Linked DNA regions of Mus musculus: region 2 is linked to region 1. A link is a loop called in an ENCODE intact Hi-C map of the cell type or tissue named here. Cell type or tissue: left cerebral cortex. All regions are shown on one strand. Links, peaks and the distances in the headings refer to the core of each region. The heading gives the core; the rest is flanking DNA.

Region 1 (10,188 bases), core at 2,757-7,756:
TAAGATGGTCAGTTTTACTATATGAATCCTAAGGATCCTTGGCCTCTTTTTCATTGAATCATTGTTATTGTTTGAATTTGATCTAAATGTGTCTGCAGAACTTCCCAGCTGTCTGGCCAAGGATGGCTCTATTGCACATTGAGTATGAAATGGAAAGTGCACACAAGAGTCCCCATGTCTTGGGAGAGTAACAGGAAGTGCTCTGGGAGACTAGATGATTTTTATACTAAAATACAAATTTTCCAGACTGGGCCTTTGTCATCCTTTAGGGTGAAAGGATAGAACTAGGAAGGTCTGTGTTGTCTGAATCATTTGATCTCTACTCACCCAGTAGGGGAGATGCTGCCTAGCTAGGTGTCTCTAGTTAATGAGAGATTCTGAGAAGGCCTGCCAGAAAGAAACACCAGTGGAAGGTAGCTTGTGGGTTCCTTCCAGTATTCTCCTTTGGTACTGCTGTGGGGAGCTGTGTTGGGGAATATCATCCGTACAATGGTGAGTCTGGGGACCACTCTCCCCAGTTCAGGGGAAATCAAGCTGAGATGTCAGTGCTTGTGAGCCTGGGATGGACAGTGATCCAAACTGTGGTTCTGTTGGTCCATGTGCCAACCTGAGCAGTGGCCCTTGGCATCTGTGCCTCCCTGAGTGTTGATTGCCTATGGAGAAGGAGGCTCTATGACCCTGGCTATGGGATGATGCCGTGCTTGTAAAACCACTATCCTGTGTGCACACATGCGTATTGCTCTTTTGGTGTGTGGTGGGAAGACAGATTAGAAAACTGAAGGTCTGGTTTCTAGAAGTTCAGAATGTTGCATTCCACTTTCAGGTTTGTCTTACAAATTTTACAAATAGTTTAGAAACTGGTAGAAAAGCCATCATGAGGCCATCATTCAGCAACTTGATTAGAATCCTAGGCCTGGAGAGATGGCTTAGTGGTTAAGAGCACTTGATGATCTTCCAAAGGACCAGATTTCAGTTCCCAGGACCCATATCATGTGGCTCACAACTGTTTGCAACTCCACCTCCAGAGGACTGATAATCTGTTCTTACCTCACTGGGTACACTCTCACACACTCTCACACACACTCACACATACACACACACACACACACACACACACACACACACACACACACACACAACATAGTCACAGAGAAATACACACACACAGTTTTTAAAAATCCTAAAATCTTGGTGGTGACTCATGCTTTTAGTCCCAGAACTCAGGAGGCTGAGGCAGGCATATTTCTGAGTTCAAGGCCAATCTTTTATTCTTAGCTAATGTCTATCTTTGATGTTGAAGGGTATTTCTTGTGTACAGCAGAAGGATGGATCCTGGTTTCACATTCATTCTGCTAGTCTGAGTCTTTTATTGGGAAATTGAGGCCATATATGTTGAGAGATATCAATGACACGTGGTTGTCAATTCCTGTTTTTATTGTTGGAAGTGGTAGCTGTGGGGTGTGTGTGGGTATGGGTGTGTGTGTGCTTTCCTTATTTAGGTTTTGCTGATGTGAGATTATTTATTCTCTGTGTTTTCATGGATGGGGTTAACTTCGTTGGTTTGGAGTTTTCATAACACCTTCTATAGGACTGGATTTGTAGATAGATGTTGTTTAAATTAGACATTATTGTGGAATATCTTTTTGTCTCTGTTAAAACGCTTGATTAAAAGTTTTGCTTGGTGTAGTAATCTTGGCTGGCATCTGTGGTCTCCTTAGAGTCTGTAGTATATCTGTCCAAGCCTATTTGTGCTATAGAGTCTCAGTTACGAAGTCATACTTGGTCTCTTCCCCTTGAAGCTTTTTTTTTTAATGATTAAATATTTTCTTTATTTACATTTCAATTTTATCAACTTTCCTCATTTCCCCTCCGAACCCCACCCTAAGCTATCCCACCTTCTCCTGATTACTAACCCACCCACTCCCACTTCCCTGTCCTGGCATTCCCCTACACTAGAGAATTGAGCCTTCACAAGACCAAGGACCTCTCTTCTCATTGATGTCTCACAAGGCCATCCTTCTGCTACATATGTGGCTGAAGCCTTGAGTCCCTCCATATGTATTCTTTGGTTGGTGGTTTTCAGTCCCTGGGAGCTCTGGGGGCTACTGGTTGGTCAATATTATAGTTCCTCCTATGGGGCTACAAACGCCTTCAGCTCCTTGGGACCTTTCTCTAACTCCTCCATTGGGGACCCTGTACTCAGTCCAATGGCTGTGAGCATCCACCTCTGTTCTGTATTTGTTAGGCACTGGCAGAGCCTCTCAGTGGACAACTATATCAGGTTCCTGTCAGGAAGCACTTACTGGCATCCACAATAGTGACTGGGTTTGGTAACTGTATATGGGATGAGTCCTCAGGTGGGACAGTCACTGGATGGCCTTTCCTTCATTTTCTGCTCCAAACTTTGTCTCTGTATCTCCTCCCATGGGTATTTTGAACCCCCTTCTAAGAAGGACGGAAGTATCCACTCTGTGGTCTTCCTTTTTCTTGAGCTTCATTTGACCTGTGAATTGTATCTTGGGTATTCTGAACTTCTGGGCTAATATCCACTTATCAGTGAGTGCATATCATGTGTGGTTTTTTGTGATTGGGTGACCTCACTCAGGATGGTATTTTCTAATTCCATCCATTTGCCTAAGAACTTCATGAGTTCATCGTTTTTAAAAGGTGAGTAGTACTCCATTGTGTAAATGTACCACATTTTCTGTATCCATTCCTCTGTTAAGGGTTCTTTCTAGCTTCTGGCTATTACAAATAAGGCTGCTATGAACATAGTGAAGCATGTGTCCTTATTACATGTTGGAGCATCTTTTGGGTATATGCCCAGTAGTGGTATAGCTGGGTGTTGAGGTTTCCCACTATTATTGTGTGAGGTGCAATATCTGCTTTGAACTTTAGCAAAGGTTCTTTCTTTTCTTTTCTTTTCTTTTTTTGTTTTGTTTTGTTTGTTGTTGGTTTGTTTTGTTTGGTTGGGTTTTTGGGTTTTTGGGGGGTTTTTTGGTTTTTTTGTTTGATTTTTTTTTTTTTTTTTTTTTTTTTTTTTTGGTTTTTCGATACAGAATTTCTCTGTGTAGCTCTGGCTGTCCTGGAACTCACTCTGTAGACCAGGCTGGCCTTGAACTCAGAGATTTGCCTGCCTCTGCCTCCCAGTTAATGGCATGTGTCACCATTGCCCAGCAGCAAAGTTTCTTTTATGAATGTTCATCCCCTTGCATTTGGAGCATAGATGTTCAGAATTGAGAGTTCCTCTTGGTAGATTTTACCTTTGATGGGTATGAAGTGTTCCCCCCCCCCTTATCTTTTTAGATAACTTTAGGTTGAAATTCAATTTTATTTGATATTAGAATGGCTACTCCAGCTTGTTCCTCGGGACCATTTGCTTAGAAAAATTGTTTTCCAGCCTTTTATTCTGAGGTAGTGTCTGTCTTTGTCACTGAGCTGGGCTTCCTGTATGCAGCAAAATGTTGGGTCTTGTTTACTTATCCAGTCTGTTAGTCTATGTGTTTTTTTGAGGAATTGAGTCCATTGATATTAAGAGATATTAAGGAAAGGTGATTGTTGCTTCACGTTATTTTTGTTGTTATAGGTGGAGTTATGTTTATGTGGCTATCTTCTTTTTGGTTTATTAAAAGAAGATTATTTTCTTGCTATTTCTAGGAAGTAGTTTATCCTTTTGTGTTGGAGTTTTCCATTTATTACCCTTTGAGGGGCTGGATTTGTGGAAAGATATTGTGTATATTTGTTTTTGTCATGGAATACCTTGGTTTCTCCATCTATGCTAATTGAGAGTTTTGCTGGATATAGTAACCTGGAATGGCATTTGTGTTCTCTTAGGGTCTGTGTGACATCTGCTCAGGATCTTCTGGCTTTCGTAGTCTCTGATGAGAAGTCTGGTATAATTCGGATAGATTTGCCTTTATATGTTACTTGAACTTTTTCCCTTAATGCTTTTAATATTCTTTCTTTGTTTAGTGTATTTGGTGTTTTGATTATTAAGTGACAGGAAGAATTTCTTTTCTGGTCCAATCTATTTGGAGTTCTGTAGGCTTCTTCTATGTTTATGTGCATCTCTTTCTTTAGGTTAGGGAAGTTTTCTTCTATAATTTTGTTGAAGATATTTACTGGCTGAAGATATTACTGAAGATGGGAATCTTCACTCTCTTCTATATCTATTATCTTTAGGTTTGGTCTTCTCATTGTGTCCTGGATTTCCTGGATGTTTTGGCTTAGGAGCCTTTTGCATTTTGCATTTTCTTTGACTGTTGTTTCAGTGTTCTCTATGGGATCTTCTGCACATGAGATTCTCTCTTCTGTCTCTTGTATTTTGTTGGTGATTCTCACATTTATAACTCCTATAACTTCCTAGATTTTCTAACTCCAGGGTTGTCTCCCTTTGTGATTTCTTTATTGTTTCTTTTTCCATTTCTAGATTCTGGATGGTTTTGCTCAATTCTTTCACCTTTTGGTTGTGTTTACCTGTAATTCTTTAAGGGATTTTTGTGTTTTGTCATTAAGGGCTTTTAGCTGTTTACCAGTATTCTCCTGTATTTCATTAAGGGAGGTATTTATCCTTTTTAAATTCCTCAATCAGCATCATGAGATGTGATTTTAAATCCAAATCTTGCTTTTTGTGTGTGTTGGGTTATCCAGGACTTACTGTTGTGGGAAAACTATGTTCTGATGATGCCATGTAGCTTTGGTTTTTGTTGGTAAAGTTCTTGCACTTTCCTTTCTTCATCTGGCTATCTCTGGTGCTAGTTTGTCTTACTGTCTCTGGCTTGAGCTTGCCCCTCCTGTGGGCTTGTAAGTCAGTGTCAGCACTTCTGGGAGAACAGCTCACCCTGGCAGGGCCCATCACAGAGCGCTGTGGAACAGCCTCAGCTCCTGGGTTCAGATGGAGACAGGAAGGATCCTGTCCCAGCTGCTCCACCTCTCCTGTCCTCTTGAAGCTTTCAATATTCTTTCTTTGTTCTCTGTGTTAGTGTTTTGATTATTATGTGGTGAGGAAATATCTTTTCTGGTTCAATCTGTTTGGTGTTCTGTATGCTTCTTATATATACATTTATAGGCTTCTCTTTCTTTGGTTATGAAAATTTTGTTTAAAATATTTTTCTGTGCCTTTGGGTTGGTATTCTTCCTCTGTTCCTATTATCCTTAGGTTTAGACTTTTCATGGTGTCCCAGATTTTCTGGATTTTTTTTTGGGGGGGGGGTCAGGAATTATTTTAGATTTAATATATTTCTTGACCAGTGTATCTAATCTTTAACATATGAAATCTCTCTTTGGTTTTTTGTGTGCTTTTGATGATGCTTGCAAAAATCTGTTCTCTCAAAAATCTGTATTCTCTTTTGTCTTTAAAAGCAATTAAACCAAACTTTAAAATTCTATCCTATGATTACTTGCTTGTAGGAAGCAGGCAGCTTTTACTGTCTGGCTCTCTGCCTTAGAACAGCCATCCTGTCTCTTTTCACAACAGGGGATCCCAGCATCTTTGACCTCAGGCTTCCCCTATGTTCCTTTAAGTTTCTTGCATGCTGAGCCACCATGTGACTCACTCTCTCTGCTCACTGAGAAACCAATTTTATCTCTTCCTACACTTATATCACTGTGTTTGCTCCATCCAAGAATTCCTAAATTAATAGTGGATTCTCACCTTCCATGTTGTGTGCCATCTGTTGCATGCCTCCCACTCCAAAGCCTTCTCTTTTCCTGCATCCCTTCTCTTCCTCCTTCTCTTCCTCCTCAGACCTGGAAGTCCCACCTTTACTTCACCCAGCTCTCGAGCGCGCCCCCAACTCGCCAGCAAGAACGACGCCACAGCAGGATCCTTCTGCACACGTTTATTCAGTCCTGTTTCTTCTTGTTTATATCTCCCCTGTTTATATCTCTCCCTTGTTTATATCTCCCCCCGAACCCTGGGCCTCTCACTCCTTTTATACTCTCTCTCATCCACGCACCGCAGGCCACACCCCCTCGCCAGTCACGAGGCTTCAGCTAATCAGGGCAGCAGGGACAAATCTCCACCAAATTGGATTCACCTGTATCCTGGTACACCTGCGCAGCACTCAAGATGTTTGTGTCTTATATGAGGAAGTCAGGTGCAAGTCATATGACTTAGCTGCAGTCCCTGGCGCCTTTGGGACTGCCGCCACACCCGCTCCCCACAATTCCCCCTTTTTTCTTTTTTGGCAGAGAGAATGTCTGTAGATAGCCCCCCGCAGCCATGCCCCTTACCCGTCCTTGGGTGACAAACAGCATTGGTTTGATCCCTGTCTTAGGTTGGTGACATGCCCAGGGAGTCTTATCACTGACTACCTCTCTATCATGCCAAGCCACACCTGGGGAGATTGTGTTTTGCTTGCGGCAGGTGCATCAAAAGGCCAGGATGTTAATTAACCTATGGCCAGATCTTAATTGCTGCAAGCAAGCCTCATGGGTGAAGGTAGAGGTCTGATCCCCAGTGTGCAAGCATAGGGGCCCTACACAAAACCATCCCTTAGGCTCATCACCCAGAGAGGTCTTGGCCAGCTCCCGTGTCGTTTTTCCTGGGGGAAGGGAACTAGGACACTGAACCTTCATGCAATCAGACATACCTTCCACAGGATGCCAACAGCAAGCTATCCTCTGTGCAGTGCTTAGCCTCGCAACCCACGGCATAACACAGCATAATTTCTTTTAGAGCGGCAAACCGAATCTGAGGAGATTGTCCCGCCTCCACTGCAGCAAAAGCCTACGCTACCATGGCGAAAGTGCGGGCCGCACACTCTGCACCTAACACATGTGCCAAACACAAAACACACACACACTATAACAAGCATACATCCCAGGGCTCTCTCATCCCTGCTCATCTTCCCTGAAGCAAGGGATAGATGGCCAGCGGGGCTATCTCTTTAAGGGGAATTTAGGGATCAAAAAGCGTGGAAAAATTTGAATGTCATGTCGAGCTGGTATCAGCTTCTGGAATACCGAAAGGATCTCTCATCTTGGCTCCATCCTTTGTATTTGTGGGACCATCCACCACATCCACAGTGGCAACTGGATCAGGAGCCTCATTCTTGCAGCGTCTCACCAATCTCTCCAGCACCCAAAGAGGTTCCATCTGGTCCTGTGGAAACACACAAACAGACCCTCTCGCCCACGTCAATACCAGATCTGGTCGATCCTCTCCAAATCTCCGGACAGAAGGTCCACCTACAGGTGGCTGCTGAGGAGGCATAGGGAGGCGGCACAAAAGCTAATTCGCCTTCCTCCTCCACCTCGGCTCTTTTATTTTGTCCTTTCTGTCCACCTGATAACACTGTGTCTCCTTTCTTTTTCCTTTTTCTTTTTAAGCCCTTCTCTTCCGACATACTTTCTTGTTGCTCTGTAAGGATTTTCTGACCTGTCTTGACTGCCTCTACACACAGTTTCAAACAGTAACAGAGTCCATATATCAGAACAAACAAGACCAAAACTATCAGACCTACCCACAAAGGGTCAATGGGAGAAAAAAGCATAACTACACAGCGAGGATCTATTGATCACTACACTGAGGTTATCATAGTTCCTTAACTTGTCCCCAAACCGGGAACCTTAACTTGTCCCAAAGCCAGGAACCTTAACTTGTCCCAAAGCCATGAACCTTATCTTGTCCCAAAGCCAGGAACCTATCGTTACCTTGTGCCTGCTTCCTGGCAACTTTATACTTGCCTCTATTTTATCCAAGGTCCTTCCCAAACTCCTGGGTTACTTCGTGCCTACTTCCTGGCAACTTTATGCTCACCTCTATTTTATCCGAGGTCCTTCCCAAACTCCTGGGGTCGCAAGTTTCACTCACCGTGAACTTACCCTGCCGGCAACCACTGACTGCTGAAAGTTCTGAACTCGGTGGGGGAGTCGGTTCCCCGTACGGGCCACCAATTGTCGCGTCCGCTCTCAACCAGCAAGAATGATGCGACCACCAGTCCTTCTAACAGCAGTTTATTCAGTCTTCATCTTTCTTCTTTCTCTTCATCAATACCGTTCCCCAGCTGAAGAGTTCTGAATCCACGCCGGATCCTTCTCAACAGTCTGTTTTACAGGAACCTTTATTAACCACTCCTTCCCCGTGATGCAGTTCTGAATCCTCCCTGTAGCAGGGGGTCTTCGCTCGTGCCTGAAGATGTTTCTTGTCCCGGGTTTCGGCACCACTTCTCGAGCGCGCCCCCAACTCGCCAGCAAGAACGACGCCACAGCAGGATCCTTCTGCACACGTTTATTCAGTCCTGTTTCTTCTTGTTTATATCTCCCCTGTTTATATCTCTCCCTTGTTTATATCTCCCCCCGAACCCTGGGCCTCTCACTCCTTTTATACTCTCTCTCATCCACGCACCGCAGGCCACACCCCCTCGCCAGTCAAGAGGCTTCAGCTAATCAGGGCAGCAGGGACAAATCTCCACCAAATTGGATTCACCTGTATCCTGGTACACCTGCGCAGCACTCAAGATGTTTGTGTCTTATATGAGGAAGTCAGGTGCAAGTCATATGACTTAGCTGCAGTCCCTGGCGCCTTTGGGACTGCCGCCACACCCGCTCCCCACACCCAGCAATTGGCTTCTGCCTTCTTTAGTGACCAAACCAAGAACCAATTAGGGAACCAGATTTTAGTATCAGTTCCTTCCCCTAGCAATTGTGTTATCTGGTAAGTTTTAAAATAATAAAGCAGTCTAGAGTGGGTTTTTTTTTTCTTTTTTTTCCTTTGAATTTTTTGAGACAGGGTTTCTCTGTGTATCCTTGGCTGTCCTGGAACTCACTCTATAGACCAGGCTGGCCTCCAACTCAGAAATTCACCTGCCTCTGCCTCCCAAGTGCTGGGATTAAAGGCATGCCCACCATGCCCTGCTGAGTTTTTCTTAAGGTGGGCAGGAGAAGACTGGGTGGCTTGGCAAAGCTAGCTGGGAGGAAGAGATAGCCAGTGCCAGGCTGGAGGAAGCATGGTCTCTGAGCTAAGCTGGGACCACAGCTCTGGGAAAAGGAGGAAGCATGCATTTTAAAAATTATGTGCAACAATGGCTGGTGACATATTTCTCTGGCTGTTAATTGTATTGTTACACTGATATTTAGGCATCTGGGTTTTTGGGTGATTATTGATTTAGGTGTTCATTTAAGGATTTTTTTCAGTGTTGGATAGGTATTTTATCTGTTTCTCTTGTTCTCTGACCTATGTGGTCTATATTTGAGCATGAGGTTTTGACCCAAGTTGAGGACAGGAGTTCTGTGTGGCCTCTAGTCCAAAAGGGTATCTCCCACCTGTGTTAGAGTCTGGACATTTCAGGACTCAGGTTCAGCAAGTACTGTCTGTCCAAGTTAAGGGCCCTGAGGTGGTGGAACAGGGGGCAGAGGTATGGGGTTAGGGTGGGTAGGCTGTCTGGTTTTCTAGCAGCTGAAGACTGTGGTTAGGAAGAGAGTTGGTGAAGTCTTCAAGGGGATGGCTAACCTTTATTTAACGAAGAATCATCAGAAGTTGAGTAATATTGATCAAAGTCATTTTTCCTGCATGAGTTTCCTTAGTTCTTTTAATTAAAACTTGACTGTATTTTTCTGCTTTTGTTCATGGCTTTTTCTCTCCATCCTTTTATTCTTTCACAAATATTGTATAATTCTTGATTGTTGTATCTCTGTCATAAGTATAGAAATCACATTGATACAATGTGTATACTATTTCTTTATAAGCATATTGAGCATTATGTTTTCTACTTTGCATGTAGCTTTGACATCAGCTTTCTTACTACAAGTTGTTTGGAATTTCTTTGTATTGTATTCAATTTATGTGGTAAATATGCTACATCTTAATCATGATGTCATTAATAAAATATAACCAAGGATTGTTTATTTACTTCTTTCTTTATTTAGGTTTGTTATTGTTATTCACTTATGAAAGACATTTAGTTTATTGGATATAATATACTGTAGGGTTTGGGTAAGTTTCTCAGCACTTATTCTTGTTGGGAGTGACCTGAGTTCAGATTTCAACATCTGAATTGGGAAGCTAATAACTACCTACTCCTCCAGATCCAAGGGATCTTACACTCTTTTTCTCTGATGTGTCACCTGTGAACACACAGCTGACACACACAAACATACACATGAAAATGTTGATAAATTTGTCTATAGTCTTTATGACTTATAAAGCAATTATAACAAAACAGTTTGCTTTAGGTGTACAATGCC
Region 2 (10,188 bases), core at 2,345-7,344, 80 kb after region 1:
GACAAAGACAGACACTACCTCAGAGTAAAAGGCTGGAAAACAATTTTCCAAGCAAAGAGTCCCAAGAAACAAGCTGGAGTAGCCATTCTAATATCAAATAAAATCGACATTCATACTAAAGATATCCACAAAAAGGTAAGGAGGGACACTTCATACTCATAAAAGGTAAAATTTACCAAGGTGAACTCTCGATTCTGAATATCTATGCTCCAAATGCAAGGGCATTCGCATTCATGAAAGGAACTTTAGTAAAGCTCAAAACACACATTGCATCACAAACAATAATAGTGGGAGACTTGAACATACCACTCTCATCAATGGACAGATCTGGGAAACAGAAACTAAACAGAGACACAGTGAAACTAACATAAGTTATGAAACAAATGGATTTAATTAATATCTACAGAACATTTTATCCTAAAACAAAAGGATATACCCTTTTCTCAGCACCTCATGGTATCTTCTCCAAAATTGACCATATAATTGTTCACAAAACAGGCCTTAACAGATACAAAAATATTGAAATAATACCATGCATCCTATCAGATCACCATGGACTTAGGCTGATCTTCAATAACAACATAAATAATAGAAAGCACATATACATATGGAAAGTTAACAACACTCTACTCAATAACTTGGTAATGGAAGAAATAAAGACATTAAAGATTTTTTAGACTTTTATGAAAATGAAGCCACAACATATCCAAACTTATGGGACACAATGAAAGCAGTCCTAAGAGGAAACCTCATAGCTCTGAGTGCCTCCAAAAACAATCTGGAGAGAGCATACATGAGCAGCTTGACAGCACACCTAAAAGCCCTAGAACAAAAGTAAGCAATTTTACCCAAGAGGAGTAGATGGCAGGAAATAATCAAATTCAGGGATGAAATCAACCAAATAGAAAAAAAAAAAAGAACAATACAAAGAATTAACCAAACCAGGAGCTGGTTCTTTGAGAAAATCAACAAAATAGATAAATCCTTAGCCAAACTAACTAGAGGGCACAAGGACAATGTACTAATTAACAAAATCAGAAATAGAAAGGGAGACATAACAACAGAATCTGAAGAAATCTAAAAAAGTCATCAGATCCTACTACAAAAGCCTATACTTAACACAACTGGAAAACCTGGATGAAATAGAAAATTTTCTATACGATACCACTTACCAAAGTTAAAACAGGATCAGATTAACAGCCTAAACAGTCCCATGTCCCCTAGATAAATAGAAACAGTCATTAATAGTCTCCCAACTAAAAAAAAATGCAGTACATGATGGATTTAATGCAGAGTTCTATCAGACTTTTAAAGAAGACCTAATTCCAATACTCTTCAAACTATTCCACAAAATAGAAACACAAGGTACTCCACCCAATTCCGTTCTATGAAGCCACAATTATTCTGATACCTAAACCATACAAAGGCCCAACAAAGAAAGAGAACTTCACATCAATTTCTCTTATGAATATCGATGCAAAAATACTCAATAAAATTCTCGCAAATTGATTCCAAAAACACATCAAAATGATCATCCATCATGATCAAGTAGGCTTCATTCCAGGGATGCAGGGAAGGTTCAATATATGGAAATCCATCAATGTAATCCACTATATAAACAAACTCAAAGAAAAAAAAACCACATGATTATTTCATTAGATGCTGAGAAAGCATTTGACAAAATCCAACACCCCTTCACAATAAAGTCTTGGAAAGATCAGGACTTCAAGGCCCATACCTAAACATAATAAAAGCAATATACACCAAACCGGTAGCCAACTTCAAACTAAATGGAGAGAAACTTGAAGCAATCCAACTAAAATCAGGGACTAGACAAGGCTGCCCACTCCCTCCCTACCTATTCAATATAGTACTTGAAGTCCTAGCCAGAGCAATTAGAAAATAAAAGGGGGTCAAAAAAAAATACTAACTGGAAGGGAAGAAGTCACAATATCACTATTTGCATATGATGATAGTACATATAAGTGATATCCTTTAAATTAGCCACAAATACTGAAAATTTAGTGTAACTCTAATCAAGCAAGTGAAAGATCTATATGAAAAGAACTTGAAGTTGCTGAAGGAAGAAATACAGGAAAATATCAAAAGATGGTAGATCTCTTATGCTCATAGATCAGTAGGATTATCATAGTGAAAATAGCCATCTTCCCAAAAGCAATCTTACAGATTCAATTCAATTTCCATCAAAATTCCAATAGAATTCTTTACAGACCTTAAAAAATCAATTCTTATCTTCATACAGAAGAACAAAATACCCAGGATAGCTGAAATAATCCTGAAAAATAAAAGAATATCTGTGGGTATCACCATTCCTGACCTCAAGCTCTACTACAAAGCAATAGTAATAAAAACTGTATGATACTGGTACAGGAACAGACAGGTTGATCAATGGAATTGAATCAAAGATCCTGAAATAAACCTACATACCTATGGACATTTGATTTTTATTATTATTTTTTTTTTTACAAAGAAGGTAAACCATACCATGGAAAAAAGAAAACACCATTAACAAATGGTGCTGGTCTAACTGGATATCAGCATGTAGAAGAATGAAAATAGATCAATATGTATCACCCGGCACAAAACTCAAGTCCAAGTGGATGAAAGACCTCAATGTGAAACCAAATACACTAAATCTAATATAACAGAAAGTGGGAAATAGCCTTCAACTCATTGATACAGGAGACAACTACCAGAACTCAGGCTCCTAGATCAACAATTGGTAAGTGAGACCTCATAAAACTGAAAAGCTTCTGTAAGGCAAAAGACACAGTCAATAGGACAAAACAGCAGTCTACAGATCTGGAAAGGATGTTCACAACCCTTACATCTGAAAGAGGGTATCCATAATTATAAAAAACTGAAAAGTTAGACACCATTGAACCAAATAACCAATTTTTTAAAAAGTGGGGTACAAAGCTAAGTACAGAATTCTCAACAGGGGAATCCAGAATGGCTGACAAGCGCTTAAAGGACCTTAGTCATCAGGGAAATGCAAATCAAAACAACCCTAAGATTCCCTTCTTACACCCATCCGAATGGCTAAGATCAAAAACTCAAGGAGCAGCACGTTCTGGGGAAGATGTGGAGCCACTGCTGGTGGGAGTATAAACATGCGTAACCAAACTTTGTACAGCCAATCAACTTGGCAGTTTCTCAGAAAATTGAGAATAGCTCTCTTTCAAGACCTATATATACCACTTCTGAGCATATATCCAAAAGATAACCCACGATATCACAGGGACAATTGCTCAACTCTATTCACAGCAGCTTTATTCATAAGAGCCAGAAATGAGAAACAACCTAGATGTCCCTCAACTGAAGAATGGATAAAGAAAGTGTGGTACCTCTACACAATGGAATACCATTCAGCTTTTAAAACCAAAGATTCTTGAATTTTCCAGGCAAATGGATGGAACTTGAGAAATTCATCCTGAGTGAGGTAACCCAGATCCAGAAAGGCACATATGGTATGTGCTAACTTTTAACTGGACATAAGACATGAAGTGCAGGATAAGTATGCTACAATCCACAAACCCAATGAAATTGGGTAAAATGAGGACCCAGGGTGGACATATGAACCTACCTCCAAAGGGAAACTAAATAGTCATCTGAGTTGGATGGAGAGAGGGAACTGGGTAGGAGATAAGAGGAGGACGGGAACAGGGAAGGTGATCAGGAAGGTAAGAAGTGGGGTAAGAGACTGGGAGTGAGAATGGCGATCATGGCAGGGCATCTCTGGTAAGTAGCTGGAGGCTTGGGATAAGAGAGGTTAAGGGGATGACCCTAGCTTAGATTCCTACCATAGGGAGACTGAAATGACCACCTCCTATAGTCAGGCAGGATTTCCAGAGGAAGGATTGGGAACATCAATCCCCCTACAAAACCTCCAACTGAAAATTTGTCTGGCCTGTAAGATGTTCAAGGATAGAGATGGAGCAGAGACTGGGTGAACAGCCAACCAACAATTGCCCCAACTTGAGACCCATCCCATGTGAGAGAGCTCACCCCTGACACTATTAATGATACTCTGCTATGCTTGCAAACAGGAACCTAGCATAAATGTCTCCGGAGAGGCTTCATCCAGCAGCAAATGGAGGCAGATGCAGACCCACAGCCAAACATTAGGTAGATCCCTGAGTCTTACAGTAGAGTGAAGGATAGAAGTAAGTAAGTTGGAGGGGTCAAAAAAGACCCACAGAGTCATCTAACCTGGGACCATGGAGGCTCGCAGAGCCTGTGCTACTAACCAGGAAACATGCAGGAGCTGGAACTAGATCTCCTACACATTTGTAGCAAATGTATTCCTTGGTGTTAGTGTGGTCCCCCTAAAAAGAGGAACGGGGCTCTCAGTCTCTGTTCCTTGCTTCTGTATCCTCTTTTCCCCTACTTGGATTGCTTGATTGGGCCTCTGTGGGAGAGTTTGTGCCTAAACCTGCTAGGACTAGATGCCCTAGGATGGGATGATACCCTCTTCTCTGAAAAGAAGGGGAGAAGGTCAATGGAGGGAGAGATTTGTAAGGTGGGGCTGGGAAGAAAGGAAGGAGGGAGGCTATGACTGGGACCTAACGCGAATTAAATAAATAATACATAATAAATACATACATACATACATACATACATACATACATACATACATACATACATACATATATACAGGCATGTTGACAAAATAGAACACATTGAGGGTATAACAACCATCCTTGGGCTTGTGCTCAGGAGGCTGTCACATGAGAACCATGAGTTCCAATGTAGATCTGACTTACTGCTGACACCCAAGCAAAGTTGGATTTAAAAAAAAAAAAAACACAACCTCAGGGAAATTTGTGTAAATATGAAAACCAAAACCAGTAACAACAAATTACCTCCCTTTTATAGATACCCTGACTTGGAGACTATGATCACACACTGCCTGACATTTAAGTAAGCAATGGACCACTCAGAGGGTGGGCACCCCATTCTATACATTTCAGCAGAAAAATACCCATCACCGAGTGAAACTGCAGTTATAGATGATCGGAAGCCACAGAAGGAATATAGGAACCACCAAATAAACTTCAGCAAATGGATCTGCCACGCATACAGCATACTTTCAATATCCAATTCAAAAGATTCAAAATATAAATCACAATTGGTGAGCTCCACCATGGCATTTGAATAAATGTAGTAAATAATTACTTCCTTCAAATCTATGAAACAGAGAAGAAAGAAGGTCTTTCTCATGAAACCGAAGACAATTATTTTCACGAGTAGGATTTGTCTCTTTTATGAGTTATTTCCTATTTTCTGCCATCATATATATATATATATATACAATCTAGAAAAGATTGACAGGGCTGGGGCATGAACAAGCAGTTAAACGAGTTCATTCCGATGACCAAGGTCATTTTTTTTGACAACTTCCTGTACTACCTGCCACAGGAAGATACAGACTCTAACTTTCTTGGTCAGTGGCATGCACACGCACATACCCACACAAAGACACAGTGACGGCCCATAGTTAAAATTAAGACAAAGTGTTAAGGAAACAATTTTCACTCATGACTTCTCCCGTGTAACCACTCATTTCTGCAACCCAAATGTTTAGGCATCTAAAGGCTTACCTACAGGGATTTTCTTCCCTGTGGATTGGTTACCCTAATAAAAAGCAAGCATGTAGACTTAAAGTCAGAGAATCAACACCCCACAGTTGGGGGTGTCATTTGGGAAGATTTAGTAAATGCCACCCTTCTGGAGGAAACATGTCACTGGGGGATGGGCTTTGAGAGCTTAAATCCTCACACGCCTTCCAGCTCCTCCTGTCTGCTTCATGCTTCAAGTTGAAGAGGTGAACTTTTAACTTCACACCTTAGCTGCCACGCCTGGCGCTCATTGCCCTGGCTCTTTGATGGTGATCCCACATCCGTCTGGAACCATAAACTAAATTAATGGTTTTTTTTATAAACTGCCTTAGACATTGTGTTTTCTCATAGCTCAGAAAATTTACTAAAACACATCCATAAAGTTTCATATCTGGCATCCATAAAGTTTCATATCTGGATGAGCTATTTCATGTCATCAAAAAGAAGTGTGAGACCTAAATTGGATATCTTTTAATTTACATCCATACGGCTTTTGTCCATAAGAGTTTGTAGATACAAAGTAAAGACAGGCAAACGCCTTGAAAATATTGTGGACACATCTCAGATTATTTTCTCCCTAGTAAATAATATTCTGTCCCGGATGGAAGTGTGTTGGCTACAGATCTCACTAAACACTTTATAGTCAGAGATTCCTTTCAGTATGAGTTCTTTCATGTCCTCAAAGACAACTGTGACATGACTTTAAAATCCTGATTATATTCTGTAGAATATATTCTTTTGTGTTTTATGTTTTCAGAGATAACTGTGATGTACAAAGGCGTTACCATATTGCTTACATAATTCATAGAGTTTCTCTTCAATATGATTTTTTTCATGATTTTGAAGACTGCTGTGACATGCAAAGGCTTTACCACATTGACTACACTCATAGGGTTTCTCTCCAGTATGAACTCTTTCATGCCTTTGAAGATGACTGTGACATGCAAAGGCTTTACCGCATTCCTTACATTTGTAGGGGTTCTCTCCAGTATGTGTTCTTTTATGGTTTCGGAGATAATTGTGATGTGCAAAGGTCTTACCACATTGACAACATTCATAAGGTTTCTCTCCAGTATGAATTCTTTCATGAATTTGAAGACTTCTGTGACATGCAAAAGTTTTACCACATTGATTGCATTGATAAGGTTTCTCTCCAGTGTGTGTTCTTTTATGTTTTTGGAGATAACTGTGATGTGCAAAGGCTTTACCACATTGGTTGCATTGATAAGGTTTCTCTCCAGTGTGTGTTCTTTGATGTTTTTCAAGATAACTGTGATGAGCAAAGGCTTTACCACATTGATTACATTTGTAGGGCTTCTCTCCAGTATGTGTTCTTTTATGTCTTTGGAGATGAGTTTGTTGTGAAAAGACTTTATCACATTGATTACATTTGTAGGGTTTCTCTCCAGTATGTGTTCTTCTATGGATTTGGAGATGACTTTGTTGTGAAAAGTCTTTATTACATTGATTACATTTGTAGGGCTTCTCTCCAGTATGTGTTCTTTTATGTTTCTGGAGATGGCTCTGTTGTGAAAAGGCTTTAGCACACTGATTACATTCATAGGGCTTCTCTCCAGTATGTATTCTTTTATGTATCTGGAGGTGACTCTGTTGTGAAAAGGCTTTACCACATTCAATACATTTGTATGGTTTCTCTCCAGTATGATGCTTTTCATGATTTGAAAGACTACTGTGACATATAAAGGCTTTACCACATTGATTACATTCATAGGGTTTCTTTCCAGTAAGAATTCTTTCATGCCCTTGAAGATGACTGTGTTGTGCAAAGGCTTTACCACACTGAGTATATTCATAGGGTTTCTCTCCAGGACCTCTTTCATGCCTGCAAAGATAAATGGCATGTGTAACATTTTAATACATTGATTACGGTGGATCTTTTTATCTGTGTGATCTAGCTTTATAGTTTAGTCTAATTTACTGTAAAAAGGAATCAGATCTTAAGGTTTTACCAAATTGTTTACATTCATAGGGTTCCTATGCACTATAGGTTTTTATGTGTGTTTAATGATACCTGTGATGCATAGTCTTTAGTACATGGTTCACGTTTATAACATCCTTTTTCACGTGAGTTTTTCCACATCTTTGAAGACAACTGAACTCAGAGAAGAAGAACTCAGAGATTTACCACAGTGGTTGCATTCATAACATTTTCCTATAACGTGAGTCATACTATCTTTGCAAAATAAGCCAAGACAAACAGAAGAATTTCCATATTCCTTCTCCTCCCAGGGCTTTTCTGCATTTGAGCTTGTTAACGTATTGCCAATAAAATTTGAAACACAAATTAATTGTCTACTTATATCACATTCACAAAGTCTACTCAAAATAGGGACCACTACATGGCTTCTCATTGCTCTGGGACCAAGAGAGGTACATTTTCTTCTTTCCATATCCCTTATGCTCACATGGCTTTTATCTAATGTAACATACGATATGCCTATTAAAGCAAGATTTTAAAACTGAAAGGTTTCCACAGTGAATTCATACAGTTTATGTTTTTGTTCATCATAGAGATATAATATAAGGATTAAGGATTCTCCACAACAAACTTCTTGACTCTCATAAACTGCCCCTCTCACTAAATGTTGATAGGTCATTATGAGTAATATGAGTAACACAAGCTATGGTCTATTTGCTTATTAGAAGGTTTTAGACATATACGTATCATCTAATCTATGTGTATATCTTTTGAGATATCTAAATGGTATCAAACTAAACAGCTTGGCAGCTCTACGGCCTAGCTCTCACAGGACTCTGACTGAAATGGTGATAGTGCCTAAGGCCTGGCTTCCTTGTCTTTTTTCTTAGAGGAATGCCATGTAAACATGGATCAGCTTGCTGACACCGAGGTACATGGTGTTGCGAGAATTTCCTAATTATCAATACACTTAAAGTTCTGCTTATTTACCCTGTTGCTTTTCCTTCAAGTTTCCAGGACATATTTAAATCTCTTCAGAGACATATTTGTAGCAGCTTATATATGAAACTTACCTTCTATGTATTCTAGAATTTTGACAAAAATGTTCTTCAATATCATTGTCTTTCCATTTGTAACCTAGAATATATTAACAGAAAATGTATAATTTATATTGCAATTTATAAAATTTACTATCCTCAGTGAACCTTATAACTATGACTGATTACTACATGCTTTCTCTTTCAAAATCAAATTACAGAAGAGCATCAATAACTGAGAAGCTCTTTTCCATATATATATATATATTGTTGTTGTTGTTGTTGTTTTTTGTTTTTTGAGACAGGGTTTCTCTTTATAGCCCTGGCTGTTCTGGAACTCGCTTTGTAGACCAGGCTGGCCTCGAACTCAGAAATCCGCCTGCCTCTGCCTCCCAAGTGCTGGGATTAAAGGCGTGCACCACCACGCCAGGCTCTTTTCCCTATATTTTAAAAAGTAAAATAATATTCACAGTCTTACCTATAGCAGTGAGGTTGCTGTAGGTCTCCAGCATCACATCTCTGTAGAGACTCTTCTGGGAAGCATCCAGCAAGACCCACTCTTCCCCAGTGAAGTTTACATGCACATCATCGTAGGTTACTGAATCCTAAAATATGCCACACTTGTGAACAACAGAAAGCATAATACTGGCAACATTGTAAAAAACACATTGCTTGTAAATGTACTTCTGTGACAATAGATTCATATAATGCTGATGATTTCCATGACACTAAAGTTCAAGTGTAATAGCCAAATCACTTTAGAAGGAAACAGAAAAGAAGGTTCACCTCTGTAACTTCTGGGCCCTGTAAATAGAAATGCCTGTTAGCAAACATACAGACAGAAACAAACAGGTTAACAGTACTGAGTACACATCAGAGAAATTGTATGAACAATTACTAACTACAAAACAAGGTAGGAAAGCTGGGTGTATGGACTCATGCCCTTAAGCATAGCACTCAGGAGTCACAAGCAAGTGAATGTCATGAGTTAGAGGCCAGCCTGTGCTACATAATGAGTTATAGGACAGCATCAAGTAAATATTAAGACGCTGTTACACACATTCCAAAAAGCCCAAACAGCTAATCAATCAAATAAACAAAAAATGACAGATAAAACTCCCAAGGTATCACAGAAGTTTTTTGGTGTGTTTTTTGTATGTTTTTGGTTTTGTTTTTTGTTTTTTTGAGGTAGAAAGAATTGCAACAAGTTTTCTTTTGGTTTTCTTAGATGGCTCAGGGATTTTTGGGGGGGGCGGGGGGAGGGGATTCTTTTCTTTTCTTTTTGATTGGATATTTTCTTTTTTTTTTAGAGTAAAACATAAATATGTATTTTTTATATTTTTATTAGGTATTTTCCTCATTTACGTTTCCAATGCTATCCCAAAAGTCCCCCATACCCTCCCCCCCACTGCCCTAACCCCCCCACTCCCACTTTTTGGCCCTGGCGTTCCCCTGTACTGGGGCATATAAAGTTTGCAAGTCCAATGGGCCTCTCTTTCCATTGATGGCCGACTAGGCCATCTTTTGATACATATGCAGCCAGCCTTTAATCCCAGAACTTGGGAGACAG

The links. A loop is a pair of places that touch in the nucleus more often than their neighbours do. Peaks named below come from ENCODE experiments on the same cell type or tissue, not always from the same donor. Only the 100,000 strongest peaks of a DNase experiment are listed, where the experiment ranks them.
Region 2: it touches region 1 in a loop (1.8-fold over the local background); 3 of 42 quality-filtered maps call a loop at or near these places.

Annotation. Positions count from the first base shown.
Region 1 is chr8:69,379,989-69,390,176 of GRCm38, reverse strand. The region is part of intron 1 of Gm10033 (predicted gene 10033); the gene reads left to right. Among named protein-coding and RNA genes, the nearest start is that of Gm10033, 10 kb to the left of the region's middle. In left cerebral cortex, for the core only: no CTCF peak of the experiment used is centred there; a DNase peak (open chromatin) is centred at 5,616.
Region 2 is chr8:69,299,288-69,309,475 of GRCm38, reverse strand. D130040H23Rik (RIKEN cDNA D130040H23 gene) reads right to left here. Exons shown (of 5, transcript NM_001384124.1): 3 at 9,097-9,223; 4 at 8,655-8,718; 5 at 6,099-7,485. The coding sequence ends at 6,396. Among named protein-coding and RNA genes, the nearest start is that of D130040H23Rik, 33 kb to the right of the region's middle. In left cerebral cortex, for the core only: no CTCF peak of the experiment used is centred there; no DNase peak of the experiment used is centred there.